3 separate regions of the Homo sapiens genome follow, and all the other regions are linked to region 2. The links are chromatin loops, found by intact Hi-C in ENCODE. Cell type or tissue: OCI-LY7. All regions are shown on one strand. Links, peaks and the distances in the headings refer to the core of each region. The heading gives the core; the rest is flanking DNA.

Region 1 (6,504 bases), core at 1-5,000, 810 kb before region 2:
GTGATTTGTTTGGGCATTTGTGTGGGTTGAAATTTACTAAAATAAAGTTGACATGCTTACAAGGGTTTTCACTATAATTTTCTAGGCTTTACCTTGTGGGGGTCAGAATATTCGTGGAACTGGAATGCCATAGATGAGGGGCCCAAGAGGGACATTGTCAAGGAACTTGAGGTAGCCATTAGGAACAGAACTGACCTGCGTTTTGGACTGTACTATTCCCTTTTTGAATGGTTTCATCCGCTCTTCCTTGAGGATGAATCCAGTTCATTCCATAAGCGGCAATTTCCAGTTTCTAAGACATTGCCAGAGCTCTATGAGTTAGTGAACAACTATCAGCCTGAGGTTCTGTGGTCGGATGGTGACGGAGGAGCACCGGATCAATACTGGAACAGCACAGGCTTCTTGGCCTGGTTATATAATGAAAGGTGTGTATGCTATGAGATTGCTGCAGTTACCCTCCATATTCCTAATATATTTCTAACATTTTAATTCCTTCACCTCTTGAAATATTTCATTTTAAGTCATTGGTGGTATGGGGGGAGAAAATCATTGTAAATAATACTTATTAGATATATCACTATTTACTCAACATAATCAAGGGTAAATAAATCAGGAGTAAAATCCAACTCAATGGTCTGATTTTGAGATCAGACTAAAAATCACAGGATCAAGAACTTTGAAGGTGTTAATTTTGTGGGTCCCCCCTTTTTCTCTCCTACCCTGGTCCTTTATGGCCTCTATTCTGGGACAACTCTGTTTCTTCATCACTATTTCTGACTATTTGCTTCTGAATCCCGCAGACTGCTTCTTTTTATCCTCTTACCTTTTGGTCATCTTTGCTGCCCAGCCAATGTCACCCTTGTTTGTCTCCTCTTTTCCTTCATCGCAGCCTTTTCACTTTCTCCAGTTTTTTCCTATTGCTTCCTGGTATGTTCAAGGCTGCCCTATTAGAACAGGGAGTTCTGATTAAACTCCTCCATTAGGCTTAAACTATATGGACCAAATTTGCATGTACACTAGAAAGCACTGGGTATTGTGCTACGAAGTCAGGCAACCTTCTGCTTGCACTTCCTGGGCCCACAAAGGGCACAAATACAAATATTCTGAAGAACTCTTGATACTTAAAACAGCAGTGTGTCCAGGTACTCCTTCCAAGGGAAAAAACTGGGAGCCATCACTTCAATTTGTGACTCAAAACTGTTCCCTCTATGTGGCGTGTATTTCCCTCTTAAATATGCCACCTGCTATGATAAGCAATATTGTGGGGATATTTCACATGATATCAACAGTCAAATTTTCTGAGATTTTTCAATATTAGGCACAATGGTAAGAGAAAAAGAAAGGCTAGACTACATGTATGAGATCATTGAATCATTGAAAAGAAAAGTGTCTTGGGTATAAATTCAGTTTTGGCTACCATTTACAATATGGAAGGGAGCTTAAAATATTCATATAATACTCTTATGAGTGCTATATGTGCTGGGTACCAGGCTAATGTTTTACATAACTTATTTTTGTTCTAATCATAGATGAGGAAATTCATTATTCAGAGGAGTCAGGTAATTTGCTCTAGGTCTGGGAGCTAGAAAGTGACAAAGCCAGAACTCCAATCAACTCAGGTCTGTTTGACTTCAAAACCATGGGCTTTCCACTGTACTATGCCATGGTCCCTTTTCAGAATTGTATTTCAATTACATGTCTTTTCAGTGACATTTCTTTTTGTATAAAAAGCTTATACCTTTTGTTTTAAAAAATTGTATGTTTCATTTCAGCCCAGTTCGGGGCACAGTAGTCACCAATGATCGTTGGGGAGCTGGTAGCATCTGTAAGCATGGTGGCTTCTATACCTGCAGTGATCGTTATAACCCAGGACATCTTTTGCCACATAAATGGGAAAACTGCATGACAATAGACAAACTGTCCTGGGGCTATAGGAGGGAAGCTGGAATCTCTGACTATCTTACAATTGAAGAATTGGTGAAGGTACAGTGAAATGTCTGGTGGCTATTAACATAATATTCTTAATAGTGTGGTCATGTAGGAATTATTTCTTCTATGGCTCAATGGCCTATAAATATAGGACATTGTTCTATCCTGTGTTTGTTCTTCTAGGCAGTGACTATATATACATGTATAAATATATAAATGCAACATATTAGCACATTAAAGATGGAATTATTTTATTTATCTAAAAACATTATTCTTAATTTTTTAGCAACTTGTAGAGACAGTTTCATGTGGAGGAAATCTTTTGATGAATATTGGGCCCACACTAGATGGCACCATTTCTGTAGTTTTTGAGGAGCGACTGAGGCAAATGGGGTCCTGGCTAAAAGTCAATGGAGAAGCTATTTATGAAACCCATACCTGGCGATCCCAGAATGACACTGTCACCCCAGATGTGTGGTAAGTCATTCTTGTTACCAAGTACTCTTTTATAAAGGAAGAGATTTAAAATTTATCAGACATATAAAGAAGAGTAGGATAAAAAGAGAAATTGGATGAATTCCTACATATACAAAGCACTTTCCAAACTTTGCTTACTCTAATATAAAGAGAAGGGGAAGAATTTGCATGTTTTGAAACATTTATTGTTTATCAGATTGAGCTTACATCATTTCTAGGTATCTCCCAGTAGTGGACAAATTTTGGCTGAAAGTACTCAGCTCTTAGAAAAATTGTAAGCTGTTCAGACCAATGAAAAATGCTGAATGGTTAGTCTAAAACGGAGATTACTGTTTAACCAGTTCGGTAAATTCTGACTTTTGCAGATGTTGCATCCCATGAAATTAGCAAACAAGAGGTACCCAATGGCAGAGAAAATGTTAGATTAAAAATGAATCAAAATAGGGAGGGTTCAGGGAAGATGCTTCTCTCTGAGCTTGAGGAGGTTCTGTGTGTCAATGAGTACCCGAATCAGACTCCACAAATATGACAGTTTCTGATATGGTTTCTTAACATATATAAAATAAGATGAGTATTGGTGAAGTTCTAAAAATTCGCTTTCAGTTGCCACCTGAGTACTGTCTGATCAAATAGGAACCGAAAGATTAGACTAATTGTTCTTCAATCTACTTGACTTATGACTTAAAACATTAACAACCCATTGAATAAAATGGAGTAAGGCAATCTGGACAGAGCAAATAATTGTGGAATTTTAAAATGTTGATCTGGGAGAAGCCATAATGAGAACTCAATACCAATCTCTCATGTGACAGAGAATAGTAGAAATCTGGTTTTGGAATTTGCTTCTTACTTTTGAATACTTACATTTGAATATGAGGGTATCTGATCTGGGACTTCACAATCATTAACCATTATTCTATTGTGTTTATTTCAAGAAATAAACATAAAAGCTAAATATTTAATGTGGCTTATAAAACTGTGAGTCTGGCTCCTACCAACTTCCCTGCCACTGAGTGGTCCTGCTCTCCCTCCTCACCATAGGAGCCTTCTTCCCCCAGGGTTCATCATGCCCACCTTCTTGCAGTCACCTACAGACTCCCAGGTCAACCCTTAAAATCCTTTGAGAGAGCCCTGGCTTGCTGTCCCTGTCCCCAGAACTACTCTTCACATAATTCTTAGAGATTTAAATTTTTATTCACAGTTCTAATTACCTGCACCTCCTGTCTTCTAGGGGTCTTGTCCGCTTGACCTTTGTTACCTGTTCCTTTGCATTATCAATATACAAGGTCATATTGGTAATGCAAAGTCGAACTTCTTACTCAACACTTCCACTTGGATGCATAGCATCTTAGACCTGTACGTCCACAACTGAAGCCCTGAGTTTTAAATTTTTGCTGTAGACTAGCTCCACCCACGGTCTTCTCCATCTCAGTTAATGGCAGCTTTATCCTTTAGGTGGTTGTCAGGCCAAAAACCTTGGTGTCCTTAACTTCCCTTTCTTTTATAAACATACTTTAGACTTTGCATTACCAATAACTGAACCCCTTCCACGGCTCCAGTTTGAAGGATTCTGCCATCTACCTACCACTTCTTATATTTTGGCTCACTCTGCATGGCACTTCGGCTTCCAAAGGGATCTATAATCCAGTGATCATACTATCTTTTAATCCTATCATCTTTTCTCTGTCTTTTTCCTTATCCGGGACAGATTCTGTGGCCCATCACTGTAACTAATCTATTGCATACACCCAACTCCTGAACCCTTGCTCCCTCTGCCATACTCACTTGACGGAACATCAACTTTAAATACAGATCTACTTATTCCATGCCTGCTTCTGGACAGCTAACTGTTAACTATGGAAACACACACACACACACACGCACCCAGACACATACAATGTAAAATTATCTCACTTTTGGCTTTAAGGTCAACCCTTGTGTCCTGATCCCATTGCAAATCATCCACCCAAGGATTGTTATAGCAATTCTCCCCTTTAACTCAATTTCACTTGCATTTCTAGTGATCTTCCCATTTCTCTCCTTTCCTTTGTAGTAAAACGTCTTGAAAGGATTGTTTTCACTTGCTATCTCTAATTCCTTGCTACAGTTTTTCTCTTGAACCCCCTCTGGTCGAGCTTCCACCCCCACACTCCAGAATTGCTCTTCTCAAGGCCCACAATAACATCTGCCTTGCCAGTTCCAGTGATGAGTCCCCAGTGCTCATTTTCTTAACTTACTGGCAGTGTCTGCCTCAGTTTATCACTGTCTCTCCTGGTGTTTGTCGTACCTTTTGGCTCTTCCTTCTTAGTTAGTTCCTTTGCTGATTTCATCTCATTTTTCCAACCTCTAAATCTTGAAGTGCCCTGAGGTTTAGTCTTTGGACTTCCATTCTTCTCTATCTTTTTTTGAGTGCACTGGTGCGATCTTGGCTCACGGCAACCTCCACCTCCCAGGTTCAAGTGATTCTCCTGCCTCAGCCTCCTGAGTAGCTGGGATTACAGGTGTCCGCCACCAAGCCTGGCTAATTTTTTTGTATTTTTAGTAGAGATGGGGTTTCACCATGTTTGGCCAGGCTGGTCTCGAACTCCTGACCTCAGGTGACCCGCTTGCCTTGGCCTCCCAAAGTGCTGGGATTACAGGCGTGAGCCACTGCGTTTATCTTAATGTCCCAGGTGATCTTATCCATTTTCATGGCTTTAAATGCCATATTGATGATCTCCACATTTCTATTTCCAGTGCAGACCTCTTTCCGAACTCCAGCCTCAATAACTTCCTACTCAGCATTTCCACTTAGATGCATAGCATCTTAGACCTGTACATCCAAAACTGAAATCCTGAGTTTTAAAATTTTGCTATCAACTAGCTCCACCCATGGTCTTTCCCATCTCAGTTAACGGCAGCTTCATCCTTTAGGTGGTTGTCAAGCCCAAAACCTTGAAGCCCTTAGTTTCCCCTTCTTTTATAGTCACAGCCAACCCATTAGCAGATATCATCCTCTGCATCTTTGAAATATATTCAGAATCTGTCCACTTCTTATCCTCTCTGTGGCAACCCTCATCCTTTTAGTTTCCATTGTCTCGCCCCTGCCTGGATTATTTCAGTAGCTTCTTAATAGGTCTCTATTTCTACCCTTTAACCTATTCACCACAAAGCAATCAGAGTATACTTTTAAATAATAATGCCACTCCCATGGTCACATTTCTCCAATGGCTTCCAGTCTCAGAGAGAAGGCCAGGTCCCATAGATGCTTACAAGGGCCTATAAAATCTGGCTCCTATCGCCTCTCTGATCTTATCTGCCATCACCCTCCCCCACTTCCTCTCCTTCAGGCACTCTGCCTTGCTAGTGCATCAACAGGCAGAGCACACTCTTGCACTGGGGCTCCTGCACTTGTCATTCTGTCTGGAAGGTTTTCCCCAGACGCTCCCGTGGTGCTCTTATGGCGCTCCCATGGTTCTCTTCCATGCCACCTCTAAGAAGTCTTCCCTGACTATTCTGTTTAAAATAACACTCCCAGGCCCCTCCTTTCCTACCTAGCATGCCCTGTCCTTCTAACCTGGCTTGTTTTCTCCATAGCATTTAATCAACACCTGACATATTTGTTGATTCTAATTTCTTCCACTAGAATGTAAGCCCCATGAGGACAAGGACTTTGTTCAATGTTGTATATAGCTCTAAAACAGTGTCTAGCATTTTAAGATTTCAATAAGTATTTCTTGAGTAATTGAATGAATAAATGAATGAAATCCACTTTTTTTTTTGTCCACAGCATACTTCCCTTACCTTCTTCTTTGCTCCCATTCATCCTTTAAGTCTCAGATTAAATGTTATGTTCCTGGAGAGGCTTCTTTCTGATGTTCTAATCTAAAGAGATCCTTTTGTTATAATCTCTCAATTTCCTTTTCTTTCATGGTGCTTATCAGAACTCACACTTTCATATTATTTGTGTGATTGTTTAGTGTCTGCTTTCCCCACTCTAGTCTAAGCTCCATAAGAACAAGGACTATGTGTGTTTTGTTTTTTATTGTAACTCTAACACTGAGCACAGTACTAGGCACAGAATTGACACATGCATATCTTGTCTTGTTGAATGAATGA
Region 2 (8,340 bases), core at 1,833-6,832:
TCAGGAGGGCAGTGATGGCTTCCTTGCCTTTACCACCTTCTCTATTTGGGTGGGATCATCCACGCATGCTCCCAAGGAGGCAGATAATTTATAATAATGAGGGATGTGAAAGGACACTTTGAAAATTAAAGTGGCGACTTGGAAAACATTCTTTCTCTCTTTCCCCTGTCCACCTTTCTCCAACCACACACAAAATTATATGACCTAATCAGCATGCTGGAAAGAAAGGCCACAGAACAATTAAAAATGGAACCTAGTAGAGCCTAAGTGCATACTAACTACTTCTCACTTTTGATTTTGCTAATTCGAATTCCTCCGCCACAGCCACGCCAAATCCAATCAAGCTCTGTCTAGCTTGAAGTTCCTGTTCTATAAGGTTTTAAGATCCATAAACTGCAATTAAAGGCACAGTAGTAGGAAGAGTCAATCAAAGGGGAGCCTCAAAATAGCTGGTCCCCCTGGAAAGCCAAGGCAGATATATTTGTCCAGCTGCTTGTGGGAGAAGGCCCGAGGCCTCTCACTCACTCGCCAGAGGCCCGTAAAAGGCTCACCTACAGCTGCTTGTGAAATTGGTTCCTTGTAAGTGAAAGTCGACCAAGAGTCCTATGAGCCAGTGGCAGCTGGACAGAGAGGACCTGGGTGCCAAACGGGGCAGGAAATGGCCAGGGGCCAGGGTAAACAACCTGGGGCAGGAGCTGAGGGGAGCATCTGTCCCAGGATAGCTCAGAGAAGTGCTGCTTTCCAAGGGTTTGGCCAGGGCGACTTGATTTATTTTCAGCAAAATCTGGGTATGCCCTAATTTACTATGGGAGCCTCGAATTTGCATGTCTGCTTTAAGAGACCCTAACAAGCACGCATAATAAAATGTTAATTTATGCCTTCTGCTAGGATTGGAATTGAGTGTGGCTTGACGCAACTGCAAAACAGAACAAATCTGGAAACTCTGGCAGGCAGAAGAGGAGAGTGGAGGGAGCACGTTTCTTTGAGTTTGGGAAGGGAGGCTGAGAGGAGTCTGGGAAACTTCCTGGCACCCAACTCCCTCCAGAACCCCTGAAGGGACTTTCTACAACAGCAGAGGGATGGCCCTTCTGTCTCTACAGCACTGACCGAGCACTACAGTATCGAACAGCACTGGGCACAGACTAGGTCCTGGGTAAATATTTGGTGTGTTGATTAATAATATGAGAATGTTCTGAGGTCAAACACTTCCTTCCATGTTTTGGGAACAGTGAGGTCTTGCATAGAGCTTTAAAAACTCCACACCCAGCTTCACATTAAAGTGGAAAGCCAGCACACTTGTGATGTTCTGAGCTATTCTAAATAGCAGCCCTCCCTGGGTCTCTGAATTCTTCTGAACCTAGTAGTGCCACTGCCTTGGGCAGTTTTGTGGAAATGCCTCTTCCCATTCAGCTTTGCCCAGACCATTCTATCCTGATGTTATTCCCATGGCTGGCACTCCAATGTGTCCTAAACCTGTCCGGTTTCTAGAAATATGACAAACATTACCTCTATTTATCCCTTTCTTCTGTTCTTACTGACACTGAGCTTGCAGGATGGCAGTATTAAAATACACCAGCAGACTTCTGGCAGGTGGTTGTAAACATCTTTTGGAGTTCCTTCCCAGTCTATGACACCATTTCTCAAGGAATCATCCCCCTCTCCACAAAAGGGAAGGCCAAGTAACCGAGCATCCACCATGACTCTTCCACTTTGGCCATAGATTGCATCAGAGTTCTCACTGACCCAAGCTGGACAATCAATATCTTTCTCTTGGGAATTTGGAATTGGACTTAAAGAAATGGATAACTAGAGATCAGCGTCTGTGTTTGGCTCAGACATGAATTTTGGAGCCATGGTGGCCATACGCAGGGAGAATCAGAACAAGTCAGTGTGTAGAGAAAACCAAAAGGCAATGCCAAAGAATGAACCGAGTCAAAAGAGGCAGGGCTACATCTGCTATTGACTTCTGAGGATGACTTTGCATCTTTACAGTAAGTTCTTGTTTATTGATTAGCCAAACTTTGCTGGCTTTGATGCTTGTAACCAAAAAGACTTTAAAAAGACATGAATAAGTTTTGCCATGGATTTCTGTAGCCCCAATCCACTCTGCATGCCTAACCCTAGTCTCTTTCAGATGCCACCACTCTAAGTCTGGCAGGGCTCCCAACTGCCTATGATGTCATGACCATGACCCCTTACTAGCTCTCAGGGCACTCCCCAAACTATCCTGCCCACTCGTCCAAAATAATTATTCTTTCCTCCTGTGATGTGCTCCTTTGCTTGAGTCTAATCATGCTCTCTCTACTCTAAACACACTTCCCTGGCTCTCTTCCTCCTGTTTCCCTGGACGGCTTCCCAGGCCTGGAATGGTCTACCCTCTCCTCCCGGCCATACAAATACATGTAGATTGGACAGTAGATGTATTTTCTTGTCTGCAAATGGAATGGTTTCTATCTGATGTCCTATGTTAAGGAACAGAAATTATCACAGTGGAAAAAAAAAAGCCTATTGGTGGGGCACAGCACCTCCAGCCACTTGGCTTTGGTGAGCCTGATACAGTATCTGGCCCCTGCTAATATTTGTATTTATGTAATGAAAGATTTACCCAATTAAAATAGATCTGAACTACAAAGGAAATGCTGCACTAAAATGTGTTCTTGGCTCATACAAGGAGAAAGATTCTCCTTCACGGAGGAAGACTTGAAGGGTATCCAGCCCTAGGGAAGTGAACTAGGTCATGCCAGTGTTCTCCCAGGCATAAAGGGTAGGCTCGATTTTGTGATAAATACACAGTATATGATGATTCACCTGACTTACTTCTCTATTTGATATCAGTAAATGATAACAATGAAAGTGCTTGTGTTGGGGGGAAAGTGCAATGAATGCACGGCCGCTTCACCATCTGATGAAAGTATAACCAGGGAGATGCCTCAGACGCTAAGGGCTCTTGGTGAGGGGCCCAACAGGAAGAGAGAAGTGCTACTTTCAGACAGAACGGGACCGAGCATTTCAGGATCCACAGAGCCGTGTCATAAAATATTTCACACGATATGTATGACAAGAAGCCTGAAGAAGCTATGAATTTCCAGATTGATGTGAAAGAAATCCACTCTGTACCTTGTGCCACACAAACATTTAAGTCAATCATTATTGAGCATCAACTGGGTGTATTCTAGCCCCGGGTTTTATCTTTTTTTTTTAACCTTCCTTGTGGTTGCTTTGTCATATTCTTTTTCTTTTATAAGAAGCACTGTTTGGTAATAGCCACAAGAATTGTGGGGGTGGGGAGACCATTTTTACTAAGAGATAGGGTTGTATCCTGCATAGGCAACATAAGGAATGGTAGCAATTTTTTTAAGAGGCTACACATGTGGAAAGGCCTCCCATTGCTTTATCCTCTCCACTGGATCTCTCCTGTATTCCTTCTGCCTTCCTGTTATTCCTTGCCAAAAGAAATGTTTTTCTGTCATTCTTTGAAGCCATTTTAATTTTGTTCTGGAGTGGGCTCCAATTTGTTTAAGTGTGGGATTGCACGTTGATACAAATAATTACAACTGTTAAAGTTTGAAATAGAGCCCTATTAGGGAAAAACTACAGTTAAAATAAAAGCTTTCATCAGGACAAAAGCTTTTAGGAGGTGGAAGACCCATATGACACTGAAAATTTCATAGTAATTGCCAAAATGCATTTACGAGTTGCTTGTTGCCAACACTTGGTGGGCACTGTGCATAACAGTGATAAACCTCATGGATTTAGCAAGTTAGCGCCACTAGACACTCTCTAAAACACAGCCACAGCGCCAGTATTGGGTTCCAGTGGACAAAGAAAAAGCCTTCTCAAGGGAATGAAACATTCATTTTTCTAATTATTCCCCAGGCCAAAGGTTGAGTGAGTAACTTCCCAGGAAATCCACAAGCCTCAGCTCTGGACTCTTCATCCTCACGCCACTCACTCAGCTACTCTCTGTTTGCAGTAAAAGAACAGAATGGAGCAAGAGTTTTTTAAAATTAGATTATAAAAGACCAAGCTCTGCTGAAATATTGGAGAGGTGGGGATCTGAAGGGAGGGGTGATGTGTCAAAGACTTTCAAGGCTGTATGACCTGATGGAAGATGAAACACAGGAGAAATGAGAGCAGGGATATTGACCAAGGGCCCTCTGATCTGCCGTTGTATTTAAAGCAATGATTCTCCCTCCTTCCCTGGGACCCCTGGGGGTAGATCATCTGAATGCTTGTCTCTTAGGGAAATGGTATGGGGTGGAAAGCGGCGAACGCAGCAAGGGTTCAGGAAATGCCTGGCTTGTGAGTGGAGGAGAGGATTCTAGCAACTCTTCATGCTTCCAAGTGATGTCATTGGGAAACCAATCCTGGAGAAAGGGGGCCGTCGCTGATAAAAATCACTGTGGAGAAGATGGCCTAGAAGATCCCGAATCTTAGTCCTCATGCGCCCCCTCGTGTAGGATGTGGGGTAGTGCCTTGGTTGCTGGGTGGTGAAAAATCTGTCATTCTCAAGGGACCACCGTTGGAGAAAAAGGGACGTTGAGGGGGAAATGCATGAGAAATAGAATAAAGTTAAGTAATGAGTTAATTTTGCAGTTGTGACAATTGTAGGCTACAAATTAATAGTTGATTTAAAAAAGCAAGTAGCTTTGAAAGCCCAGGACTAAAATGCGAAGAAACTGAGCAGAATCGCCACTGTGTAGACCAGAGCTTCTCAAACTTCAATGTGCATATGAATAATCATCCTGGGAGCTTGTTAAAAATCTAGATTTTTTATTTACTAGTTCTGGACGGGGCCCTCGATTCTGTACCTTTAACAAGCTCCCAAGTGGTGTAGAGGATGCTGGTCCGTGGACCACACTTTGATAACACTTGCAATAGTGTGCAGGACTGACCTGTCCCCTCAGATAAGCCTGTTTGTATTGGAGGGTTCTGAAGTTCAGCTAGAACTTCTATCTCCACCAGATCTCCCAGGATCCCTGCTAGCACACTATACAGTAATTCCTTCATTTATTGGTAGTGCGGTAAATTTGTCAGCTCAAAGATAATTACCTTTTATTTCCTGAACTTAAGTAGCATTTACCAATAGCACTTACTGTTTGTAATGTTGAATTGTTAATTGCTATATATTACCTTGTGATTTCAAGAGTTTATTTTGTTTTTGCAATGAAGTGGTCCTGCATAGTTTAGGGTGTTTAAGAGACAATTACAGAATTAGTTGATTGGCTTCTACTATAAGCTTTGATTTGAAAAAATTACAAATCTTTCTCCTAAGTGTGAATTTTGAATTTGAGGTGGCAGAGGGAGGAAGGGTTAGGTGTCTGAAGAAAGTGAAGAGAGGATGTCTAGGGATAATTTGGACATCTTGTAGCATTCAAGATAAATATATTCAAAGTTTTACCTAAGGCTTTTCTTAGAGTTAGATGTCTTGTTTTGAATTCGACTTAGGTTCACACTTAAAGTTACTCTATGTAAAAATGTTCAGACATCCTGAGCAGACATAGAACAACAACAAATGGATTTGATAACAGAATACAAGATAGAATTAAAGATAAAGTCCTTATGTGCTTTGAAGAAATAAAAGATGAGATTTCAAGTCAAGGAAAATAGATTGTACACCTAGTGACAAGACCTCTTTATTTTCATTTTGAAAGATCACAGAGTGACTACAATATGAAAAGATTGTGTGTAGGCTATCATTTCATGCTTGAGAAACAAATAGATGAAGATCATTTCATGTACCACTGGGCTGGGTGTTTAGAGACAAATGTGTTTCTTACCTGCTAGTGTAGACCAGTGAGCAGCAGGAAAGGATATACATTCCCAGCCATGGGCAATCCTTTATCCGCATGTGTGGCCAAGGATTTTTCATACTGTCTTACATTGGCTGGGAAAGTTGACTTCTGAGTTCCCTGACAAATCTGAGATTCTATGACTTTATTAATCATAACTATTAATAACTACAGGTTATATGTTAATAGTTATAGTGGTTATAATTATTAGTTATAATTATTATTTTGTGCAATAGATTCTCAGAATCTGAAGCACCATAGAGGTTAAAAGAGGTAATAGCCATCTTCCTGTCTATAACAGTCTCCTTTTCAACATCCTGGGAGTTATCAACAGCAACTACAGGTTCTGCTCAAACACCTCCAACAAAATAGAACTCCCTAGGTCCCACAACCATTTTTGCTGTACAGTGTTTTCCTGTCATAAGAAAAATAATTTGCATTCACTGTAATAATTTTAGAAAACAAAACCAAAATGTACAAAATAAAAATTAAAAATATCTGTAATACTATCACTCAGAGATAAACACCATGAACATTCTGATGTATGTGCCCAGGTGTGCGTATGTGTGTGTGTGTGTGTGCATGTGCATGCGTGCACATGCGTGCATGGGTATGCACACCTTTATTCTAAAAGAATTGTACTACTCATGTTTTAGAACCATCTTTTATCCTTTTTCATTAAGTATTTGTCCATAATATCACCTTTAAAAGTTCAATAAGCATATTTCGTTTTTAAATAGCTATAATTATTAGGATTTTTCCTTTTATCAAGCTAAACCTTACCTCTTTATAATCTATATGCCTTGCCCCTTTCTCTGTCCTCCAGAGCCAGATGCAATAAAAAGTCTGATCCCTCTTTTGCAGGACAACCCTTTAAATATGTGAAGACTGCTTTCTGGTCTTCCCACCAGTCTCATTTTTAATTTTTTAACTCCCTTATTGAAGTAAATTGGCATATTTAATGTACAGTTTGATTAATTTTAATATAGGCATACACCTGTGAAACCATCACTAAAATCAAGGCAAGAAACATATTCACCTCCTAAAGTTTCCTTGTGCACCTTTGTGTACCTGTGTGTTTGTATCAGGCAAGAATATATATTTATTGTACATACACACCATGGACTATTATGCAGCCATAGGAAGAAACAAGGTCATGTTTTTTGCAGGGACATGGATGGAGCTGGAATCCATTATCCTCAGCAAACTAACACAAGAACAGAAAACCAAACAAATGCTGCATGTTCTCACTTATATGTGGGAGCTGAACAATGACAACGCATGGGCACAGGGAGGGGAACAACACACACTGGGGCCTGTTGGTGGCAAGGGAGGTGAGGGAGAGCACCAGGATAAATAGCTAATGCATGCAGGGCTTCATACGTAGGTGCTGGGTTGATAGGTGAAGCAAACCACCATGGCACATGTTTACCTATGTAACAAACCTGCAGGTCCTGCACATGTATCTGGAACTTAAAATAAAATAAACATTTTTTAAAAAGAATATTCATTTATTTATTTATTTTTGTAGGAATATTTAATGTGATATACTCTCTTTAACAATTTTTTTTTTTTTGAGATGCAGTCTCACTCTGTCACCCAGGCTGGAGTGCGGTGGCGCAGTCTCGGCTCACTGCGACCTCTGCCTCCCAGTTCAAGCAATTCTCCTGCCTCAGCCTCCCAAGTAGCTGGGATTACAGGCACCTGCCACCACGCTTGGCTAATTTTTTGTATTTGTAGTAGAGATGGGGTTTCACTATGTTGGCCAGGCAGGTCTCTAACTCCTGACCTCAGGTGATCCACCCGCCTGGGCCTCCCGAAGTGCTGGGATTACAGGCCTGAGCCACCGCACCCAGACTCTTTAACAAATTTTTAAGTGCACAGTGCAGTTAACTATAGGCATAGTGTTGTAAAGCAGATCTCTAAAACTCATGCATCTTGCATCATTGAAACTTCATACCCATTGAACAACAGCTCCCAATTTCTGCCTCTACCCAGTCCCTGGCACCACTGTCCAAGTCTTTGCTTCCCTAAGTTTGACTATTTTAGCTACCTCATGTAAGAAAAATCATGCAGGATTTTTTCCTTCTGTAACTGGCTTATTTCACTTAGCATAATGTCCTCCAGGTTCATCTATGCTGTTTCATGTGGAAGGATCTCCACATGGCCGAGTAATATGCCATTGAGTGTATAGACCACATTTTTTATCCATTTATCTGCTGATGGACATGTAGGTTGTTTCCATGTCTTGGTCATTGTGAATAATGCTATAGTGAACATGGTTGTGCACTATCTCTTTGAGATCCTGATTTCAATTTTTTTTTTGGATATAAACTCAGAAGTGGGATTGCTGGATCATATGGTAGTTTTATTCAAAAAAATTTTTTAGAACCTCCACAGTGTTTTACATCATGACTGTACCAACTTACTTACATTCCATCACCTATGTGCAAGGGTTCCCTTTTCTCCACATCCTCACCAAAACTTGTTGTCTTTTGTTTTTATGGTAATAGCCAATCTAACATATGTGAAGTGCTATTTTGCTGTG
Region 3 (8,340 bases), core at 3,080-8,079, 640 kb before region 2:
ACATACACAAACACACAAAGAAATAGCCTTGAGAAAATATAGTGAGGGCATTCTGCTATCCTTGCAAGGTAAAAGGAATGTATTTTTATTTTTATTTTTTTATTTTTTACGAACTAGATGTAAACCTTTACGTCACAACTATGTCATTTTCACTTTCTGAAAAGACACGGACCCGGGGACACAGCTGAAAACAGTGGGAGGCCAGATGCTGGCGTCTTCCAGGCGGGAACGTAGCCATGATCACTCTAGGGCCGATGTCTCCTGGGGCTCTCCGGCAGGACAAGACAGGTGCACCGGTACTGTGCAATCCCAGTTTTACTTAGAGCCACCTCTTGTTTGGGGGGGCATTAGTCCTCATTTCATGCCAGATTTTCACTAGAGGCTCCCTGTTCTTCCAAATCAGTTCATGAGGGTAAGTAACATACCATATTCCAAAGAGAGCTCCCCCAAGATGTGCTGCATAATCAAAAAATTTCCGTCCCAGGATCATTCCTGCCATATCCGTGGCGTTAATGGATTGTAGGGCATTTCCTGCTGTGAATGTGAACATTGGAAGTAAATAATGGCAAGCCTCCCTTCTGGGATCTTAGTGCGGACAGCTGCGAGGATCATCATGATGGCGCGAGATGCACCAAGTGATGGTCCATATCTTCGTGTGGCAACTTTACACACATAACTGACAAAATTGGAAATAACACCTGCAGATAGGTACACTGCCATGAACTGCTCTTGACCCAGAATGTTCACTATACTGAAGGAGAAGCTCCACAAAACATACATATTTGCTGCCATGTGAAATAAGGAGAAATGATTGAATGTTGACAGCAACATTGGAGAACAACGGACTTTTGAGGCTGGATTAGATTTGAAATATCAGATCACTGTCCACTGCAGAGAAGGTACTCTCCACAAACAGAATACAAGGACGTTTGCAGCTATGATACCTGAGTCCGCTGGCCATCACTTAGGTTATTCCACCGCTTGTTAATCTCCTTTCTGAAGTCTCCTTCTTTTTGTGGTCTTATGCTATCCAACCAATCAGCTTTTATGCCATCAAAATAACTCTGGACCCCTGGATTTCAGTGATTCGTATTGCCAAATAGCAGCTGATCCAAATGCACAGCCTGTAAACCCAACAGTAAAAAAATAAAGGTTTTATGAGAGTCCTTATAGGATAGGGAGAAAGATAAAAGACTGTTTCTTCCACCAGAGGAATCAAAGCACTTCTCTTGTATGCTTCACCACTTGTTGCCGTGTCTGATCTTCGAGGTTCAACCTTACTGGGTTCTTTTCTGAACCACATTTTTTTCTGAATAAAGAAGTTAAACCTGCGTCTAAGCAGCTGCGGCGGGGCTAGAACCGCAGTGAGCTCCTCGCAGCTGCTGCTGCGCACCAGGGGAGCCCACGCTGAGCCGCAGCCCCAGCCTCTCTGCGCCCAGCCTCGCCACCCCATTTTCCCACTACAAGAAAATTTTAGGACGGGCGCAATGGCTCACGCCTGTAATCCCAGTACTTTGAGAGGCCAAGGCGGGTGATCACCTAAGGTCGGGAGTTTGAGACCAGCCTGACCAACATGGAGAAACCCGTCTCTACGAAAAGTACAAAATTAGCAGGGCTTGGTGGTGCATGCCTGCAATCCCAGCTACTTGGGAGGTTGAGGCAGGAGAATCGTTTGAACCAGGGAGGCGGAGATTGCAGGGAGCTGAGATGGTGCCATTGCACTCCAGCCTGGGAAACAAGAGCAAAACTCCGTTTCAAAAACAAAAAAAAATTTTTTAGTACCTTCATTCGATATCCCAGGGATTATATTGTTTTACTCCAGCAAAAAGACTTCTGGAAACACTGCTATCAGTGGAGCCACCGCCTAAGTAAGCTTACAATAATTTATCATCCTCCAAAATTCATCCATCGTTTGTACACAGTTCGTATTAATTTGCTGTTACTGACATAGCAAAATGTCAGTCCACTGACTGGTGGCTTAAACAATATTAATTTATTTTCTCAAAGTTCTGGTGGCTAGAAGTCCAAGATCAAGGTGTCAGCAGGTTTGGTTCCTCTGAGTCCTCTCTCCTTGGCTTGCAGTTGGCAACCTTCTTCCCATGCCCTCACATGGTCTTTCCTCTGTGTATGTACATTCCTGGTGTCCCTTTGTGTGTCCTAATTCCCCCTTTTTACAAAGATACTACTCAGATTGGATTAGGGCCCATTTTAATGGCCTCATTTTAACTTAATCCCCTCTTTAAAGGCCCTGTCTCCAAAAACAGTCATATTCTAAGGCACTAGGGGTTACGGGTTCAACATATAAATTTTAGGGGGACACAGTGCCACAATGTAACCCATAATAGAGGTCAGACAGGTAAGATACATGTAGTTGTGATGGAAACCAACTCTGGATCCTTCAAGTCTTTGATCCTGTACTAACTGCAGCAGTCATTCCAAGGATGTGGTATTGCTGTGCTTTTCTGTTTTGGTGGATTTCTGCTTGACTTTCCTACTTAAAAGTCCCAGCTCCATGAGTTAGGAAACTAATATGGTAATGCTGCTAGATGCATTCTATATTTCTATCAATTTTGCTTTCAGAAATGGGGGGCATATAGAGTGAATGTGTGTGGGAGAAAGAGAGAGACAGAGAGACGGAAGGAAGAGAGATTTTTAGCATTTAATTACATTTAAATGTAACTAATTTTAAATTAACTTTTTGAGTTTAAATTTTTTTCAAATTAAAAAGTTTAATGCTTTTCATTTTTTAATTTTAAAATGTAATTATAATTTTGGAGTGAATGGTTTTATATCATTTGTTGATCTCTCTCAACATTGGGCAATCAATACTTATATTTGTGTTAAGTAACATTTTATAATTTATATAACATATTTTTCATCTTAAAAATAATTACGGTCAAAGATTTTGTAAAATAGTTTTTTTAAAAACAATTTTGTGGCTGGGCGCGGTGGTTCATGTCTGTAATCCCAGCACTTTGGGAGGCCGAGGCGTGTGGATCACAAGGTCAGGAGATCGAGACCATCCTGGCTAACAAGGTGAAACCCCGTCTCTACTAAAAATACAAAAAATAAGCCGGGCGTGTGGCAGGCGCCTGTAGTCCCAGCTACTCGGGAGGCTGAGAAGGCAGGAGAATGGCATGAACCCGGGAAGCGGAGCTTGCCGTGAGCTGAGATCACGCCACTGTACTCCAGCCTGGGCGACAGAGTGAGACTCCATCTGGAAAAAAAGAAAAAAAAAATTTGTTTTGGAGTTATCAAAAAGATTCACATTTTTTAAAATCCAAAAATTATAGGAAAGAACCAGGTTCAGTAAACCCATTTTCAACAGGTAATAAAAATGAAAAGGAGATACTAATGCTGTTAGGATTTTGAGATGCACAATGCAGACGTCAGGTTCAGGGTGGCTTTGTCTTTATTAGTCAGCATTTGCATCTAGGAAAAGTTTCACATGATTAAATCAAGAGATGCAATACACTCAGGCTTTTCATGAAATTGACATCATTATTACAAATGGTGCTCATTTGAGGCAACTGTGACATTATGCAATGAGAAACATCTGTCCCCTTCCCTCTCAGGTCCCCATGGTGGCCTAGGTTCATGATTACAGCCACCTTTAGGATTAAATACACAAAAGCCTTACTCTATATATGCCCCTTTGACTTTAACATATTTCTCAAAAAGAAGTGCAATAAACTTTTATTCTTTCTTGATTAGATGGAGTTACAATTGCCAAAATAAAAATCCAAGGTCCAATTCTGGTTTTAAAACTAGAAAAGGAAAAAATGTTATTATCAGTAATGACTTTGGGAAGAATTCTTTAACACACAGTGAGGGTGAGTTCTTTTGGAAACAACTGTATTCTATGTTTATACATATTTATATATAAAAGGTGTCCTCATTGGGGGAGGGGGGTGCTGATGCCACCAAGTTCCTTTGAAGCCTTTTCTCCCCCACTGCCAATGCCCGAGGGGAAGGAGTCTTCAATGGCGGCTCAATCTAGCTCTTGCGTTTAGACTTGGATCTCATTCCAATTTAGGCTTTTCTTTCTCTTCTTCCATACCTAGAAATACAGGCAAAGTGTTTTATTTGAGCATCAGATTAAACCACAAGCAGTTTGTTTAATCTGGCTTGCTAACACTACTCACACATCCACTCATCTGCCCTCACTTCTCCCATTCACCCTCCTGACACACCCCCTATTCCCTCCTAGCTAAGAAGGAAAGCCATGCACAACTTTCTCCAGAAACATCCTCAGTGACCTCTCTTCCCCACCCTTTCCACAGAATCAGGACACAGCATCTCTGGGACACACCCAGCTCCTATGGCCTCTGGGAGACAAGGCTTCAAGTTGATTCATGACTTGCTGAGTTTGCATGGAAATCCCAGCTAGACTGCTTTTTAAACCAGCTTCTGGCAACATGAGGTGTGCAACTCATGAGTTTCAAACAGACTTCATTTATTTTTACTTTAGTCCTGTCTCTTCCTAAGGCAAGGACTTTGGATTTTAAAAAGCCATGCTTTTTTTTTTCTTGTTTTCTTTTTAAAGTTCATAGAGAGTTTATTAGCCATAAGAGCTGTTTATTTCCATACTCATGAATCTTAAACTGCAATTCTCTCTCTATTCAACCCAATCCTGGTAGAATCATGTTTTTCTTCCTGAAGGACTTGTATGTACTGGACCAGTAAGAACCTTTGCCTGTTGTCTGTAGAGAATAGTCGATGATGTTTCATGTTCCTGAAGATGAAAATGTTCATCATTTTTAGGAATTATAGTTAAATCTGGCAAGTGCTTCTTGCTTTTTTCTTTTTCTTGTACCTAAACATTTTTTGAATCATACCAAATTCTCAGTTTCTTTGTTTCAATAGCAAAAATGAAACAAAATAACTTAAAATACCACTTTGCAGGTTTTGTTAGTATTCTTTCATAAATTGCAAGCTTTCTGAGGGTAGGGCCCTTCCCTATTTTGTTCCCCAGCACCTAACATAGTGTGTGTGTCTCATTGCAGGAGCTCAATTAATCTTTGCTGAATAAAATTAATAAGCAATGAACACAGAGAAGACCTCAGAAGCCTGGACTAGTGGAAAGCAGAACAAAATATGGGACTCCACAATATGAAAATTATAAAATTTAACCCCAGAGGGTCATAATGTTAGGGCTTACAATAGGAAGGACTCCCCCACCACATAACCCCAGCTCCTGGTATATGTTTTGTGCTGTCAGAGTAGTGGTGGTGGAATGTGGGTAACGTGCTCTGAATGAATGTCCCCAGATGATCTTTTATGTTTGGTTTTCATGGCTAAGGAACTGGCAGAGATCTGGAGCACTTTTTCCAAAGTCCTTCTCAGAAATCCTATGAAGGAAAACTTCAAATTGAGGAGTAAGGACATCTGACGGGAGGAGGAACAGGTTTGAAGGCAAGAAGGTACAACACGCCTTCGTTGTTGGGTAACCACGGAAAGAAGAAAACAGCACAGATTCAGCTCAAACAGCACATGTGTCTTGAACCTCAGCTCTGTCCATATTCCCTCTCCTGTGGAGAAGCTATCAGGGGCTAAGAGCAGTTTGCTTTTCTTTTTAAAGTCTGTTTTTTCCAAAGCGTTCTCCTGCAGATGGGTTGACTTGGCAGCAGTGCTGGAATCTTCAAAAGCGCGGGTGGAGAACGGGGGGTATTCATTGACCTAGAGAGGGAAAATGGCTTCCCACCTACTTTAGTTTGGCAGCTGTGAGGTAGACAGAAAAAATTAGACAGCTGTAAATAATGTTTGCAAGAACCAGAGATAAAATTTCCAGGCAAAGGGCAGGAAGAAACCTATCGCAAAGCGAAGGCAGGATACACTTTTGGGACCAGAGGGGACAAGACTGCAGGGCGCTGAGGGAGTCAGTCACATGCCCTTCCTGCAGGCCGGTGGAGGGCTCCACCAGGGGGCAGTGCTGGGACATCGCTAGACCTGGATGGGCCTGGGGGGAAATGACCTGCACGGGTAGCTGGAGGAGAAGAGGTGCAGGTTTCTGCACACATAGACGTCTCCTGTCTCCCCGCTTGCCTACTTTCTCTGTCCTCACACCAACCTTTTGGTTTTGAAAAGACTCATTTCTGGTCTTACAAAATGTAGCTTTAGTAAGACTGGTCAGATATACCAAAATTGGGATAAAGTCTTAGCTTAAGTAAAGAAATATTTCAGCTGTGAATTGTGTCCCCCCCCGCGCTCCACCCCGCCAAACTGCTACATCGAAGTGCTTAACTCTCAGTACCTCAGATTGGGAGAGAATGCCAAGGGTGTGGCTGGACAGCCATGTGCTAACGAAATTAGGTACGTGACTCACGGATCCAATCAACCTCCACAGTAGATGCCAGAAATAGAGAGGTGGTTATCTGAAAAAGATCCGCGGAGTGCCCTCTTGTCTGACTGCTTGGACCCCCATGACTTGCATGGGAGGCCAATAAGGTTTTTGAGAATTTTATACCAGCAGAAACATTGACAGCATGGACTGAAAGGGACAGAGACAGGATGAAATGAAGGACCAATGGCTTCAAAGATGGTTCAGCGACTGGCTCCTCCTTGGTTGTAGAGGGTAGAACTATTGCCCAGGGCTGTGGGGGTGGGGCTCCTGTGACCCTGTGCCTGGAAGGCAGGGCTATGCATCCCCTCCCCTGTGAGCCCTGAGGACAGAACATCTAGCCAAAGAGGATTATTTTCAAGCCTTAAAATGGAATGGAATTTCCCCCGCTAGCTTCAGACTTGCTTGGGAACCATGATTCTTTCTTTTTTTTTCCCCCTGCAACTTCTCCCTTACAGAATGGGAATGTATATTCTATGCCTGTCCCACCATTCTGTTTTGGAAGCAGATAACTTTTTGTCTGGTTTCCCAGGTTCACACACAGCTAGAGAACAATTTTGCTTCAGGATGACTCATACCCTGAGTGTCACGCATACCCAATTTTATGATATTTAAGATGAGATTTTGGACTTGAGAGTTGATGTCTGAAAGACGTTTGGGGTTGTTGGGATGGAATATTTTCATTGGGTGAAGGACATGTATTCTGGTGGGGAGAGAGTGAAGTATTATGAGCTGAACTCTGTCCCCCACTTCCAAATTCATATGCTGAAATCCTAACCCCCAGGATGTGGTTTTAAAGTCAGAATGTGACTTTACTTGGAGATAAGTATTTACAAATGAGGTCATCAGGGTGGGCCCTAATCAAATACAACTGGTATTCTTATACAAAGGGGAAATTTGGAGACTGGACTGAACATCAGTTAGAAGGCACTGGCTCTGCCATCACCTGTTCTGGAGGGTCACTTAAGATTTTGGGGCCTCAGTTACTTTTGGTGAAAGGAAAGGGTCGGTTTCGATGATTTCCAATCTCTCTTTCAGCAGTAAGATTCTGCAATAATGTGATTTTTATCTTGAAGTTGTAGCTAACATAAGTTACCCAAGTAGACAGAGTTGAGCTATTAAAAACCATTATGGAAAAAGGAGGGTGGCTCCAATGCAATCTTCCTTCTTCTTGGGGGATTGTATAGTAACTGATGTGAAATACTCAGGATTGTAGTACTGTACTCCCATGTCCTCAATTCATCCTAACACACTGCTTTTAGTGAGTAGTTTTTGACTCAACAGCTAACAGAATCAGGCAGCTAATGTGACTGAGTAAAGTGGCCAGGTGAGAACGAGGGAAAGTTAGTCATCTAAAGTGGATAACTGATACTCAATTCTTTTTTCTTTTCTTTCTGTTTTTTTTTTTTTTTTCTGAGAGTTTCACTCTGTGGCTCAGGATGGAGTGTGGTGGCACGATCTTGGCTCACTGCAACCTCTGCCTCCAGGTTGAAGCGATTCTCGTGCCTTAGCCTCCCAAGTAGCTGAGATTACAGGCATGTACGCCCGGCTCATTTTTGTATGTTTAGTAGAGATGGAGTTTTGCAATGTTGGCCAGACTGGTCTTGAACTCCTGGGCTCAAGTGATCTGCCCACCTTAGCCTCCCAAAGTTCTGAGATTACAGGTGTAAGCCACCGTGCCCAGCCAAGGGATAACTGATACTCTATTCTAAACCATTGTCACCAGAATAGAACAGTGGGCTCTGTGTTCCAGATCTTAAAATATTTCCTAAGAAGCTGAAAATCTGGCCTTCATGTGAAATCTCCTATTTTTTTTTTTTTTTTTTTTGAGATGGAGTCTTGTTCTGTTGCCAGGCTGGGGTGCAGTGGCATGATCTCAGCTCACTGCAACCTCTGCCTCCTGGGTTCAAGCAGTTCTCCTGCCTCAGCCTCCCGAGTACCTGGGACTACAGGCACACGCCACCATGCCTGGCTAATTTTTGTATTTTTAGTAGAGATGG

The links. Peaks named below come from ENCODE experiments on the same cell type or tissue, not always from the same donor. Only the 100,000 strongest peaks of a DNase experiment are listed, where the experiment ranks them.
Region 1: a loop joins it to region 2, with 2.8 times the contacts of the local background. A loop is called at or near these places in 8 of 110 quality-filtered maps.
Region 3: a loop joins it to region 2, with 18 times the contacts of the local background. A loop is called at or near these places in 21 of 110 quality-filtered maps.

The regions. Positions count from the first base shown.
Region 1 is chr6:143,497,834-143,504,337 of GRCh38, reverse strand. FUCA2 (alpha-L-fucosidase 2) reads left to right here. Exons shown (of 7, transcript NM_032020.5): 3 at 86-425; 4 at 1,773-1,983; 5 at 2,216-2,406. Among named protein-coding and RNA genes, the nearest start is that of FUCA2, 11 kb to the left of the region's middle. In OCI-LY7, for the core only: a CTCF peak has its summit at 2,279 (motif pointing right); no DNase peak of the experiment used is centred there.
Region 2 is chr6:142,689,158-142,697,497 of GRCh38, reverse strand. No RefSeq gene overlaps it. Among named protein-coding and RNA genes, the nearest start is that of HIVEP2, 250 kb to the left of the region's middle. In OCI-LY7, for the core only: CTCF peaks have their summits at 4,255 and 4,454 (motif pointing left); a DNase peak (open chromatin) is centred at 4,447.
Region 3 is chr6:143,335,359-143,343,698 of GRCh38, reverse strand. AIG1 (androgen induced 1) reads right to left here. Exons shown (of 6, transcript NM_016108.4): 6 at 2,641-4,060. The coding sequence ends at 4,023. It also overlaps the pseudogene PARLP2. Among named protein-coding and RNA genes, the nearest start is that of ADAT2, 110 kb to the left of the region's middle. In OCI-LY7, for the core only: CTCF peaks have their summits at 5,714 and 5,915 (motif pointing right); a DNase peak (open chromatin) is centred at 5,938.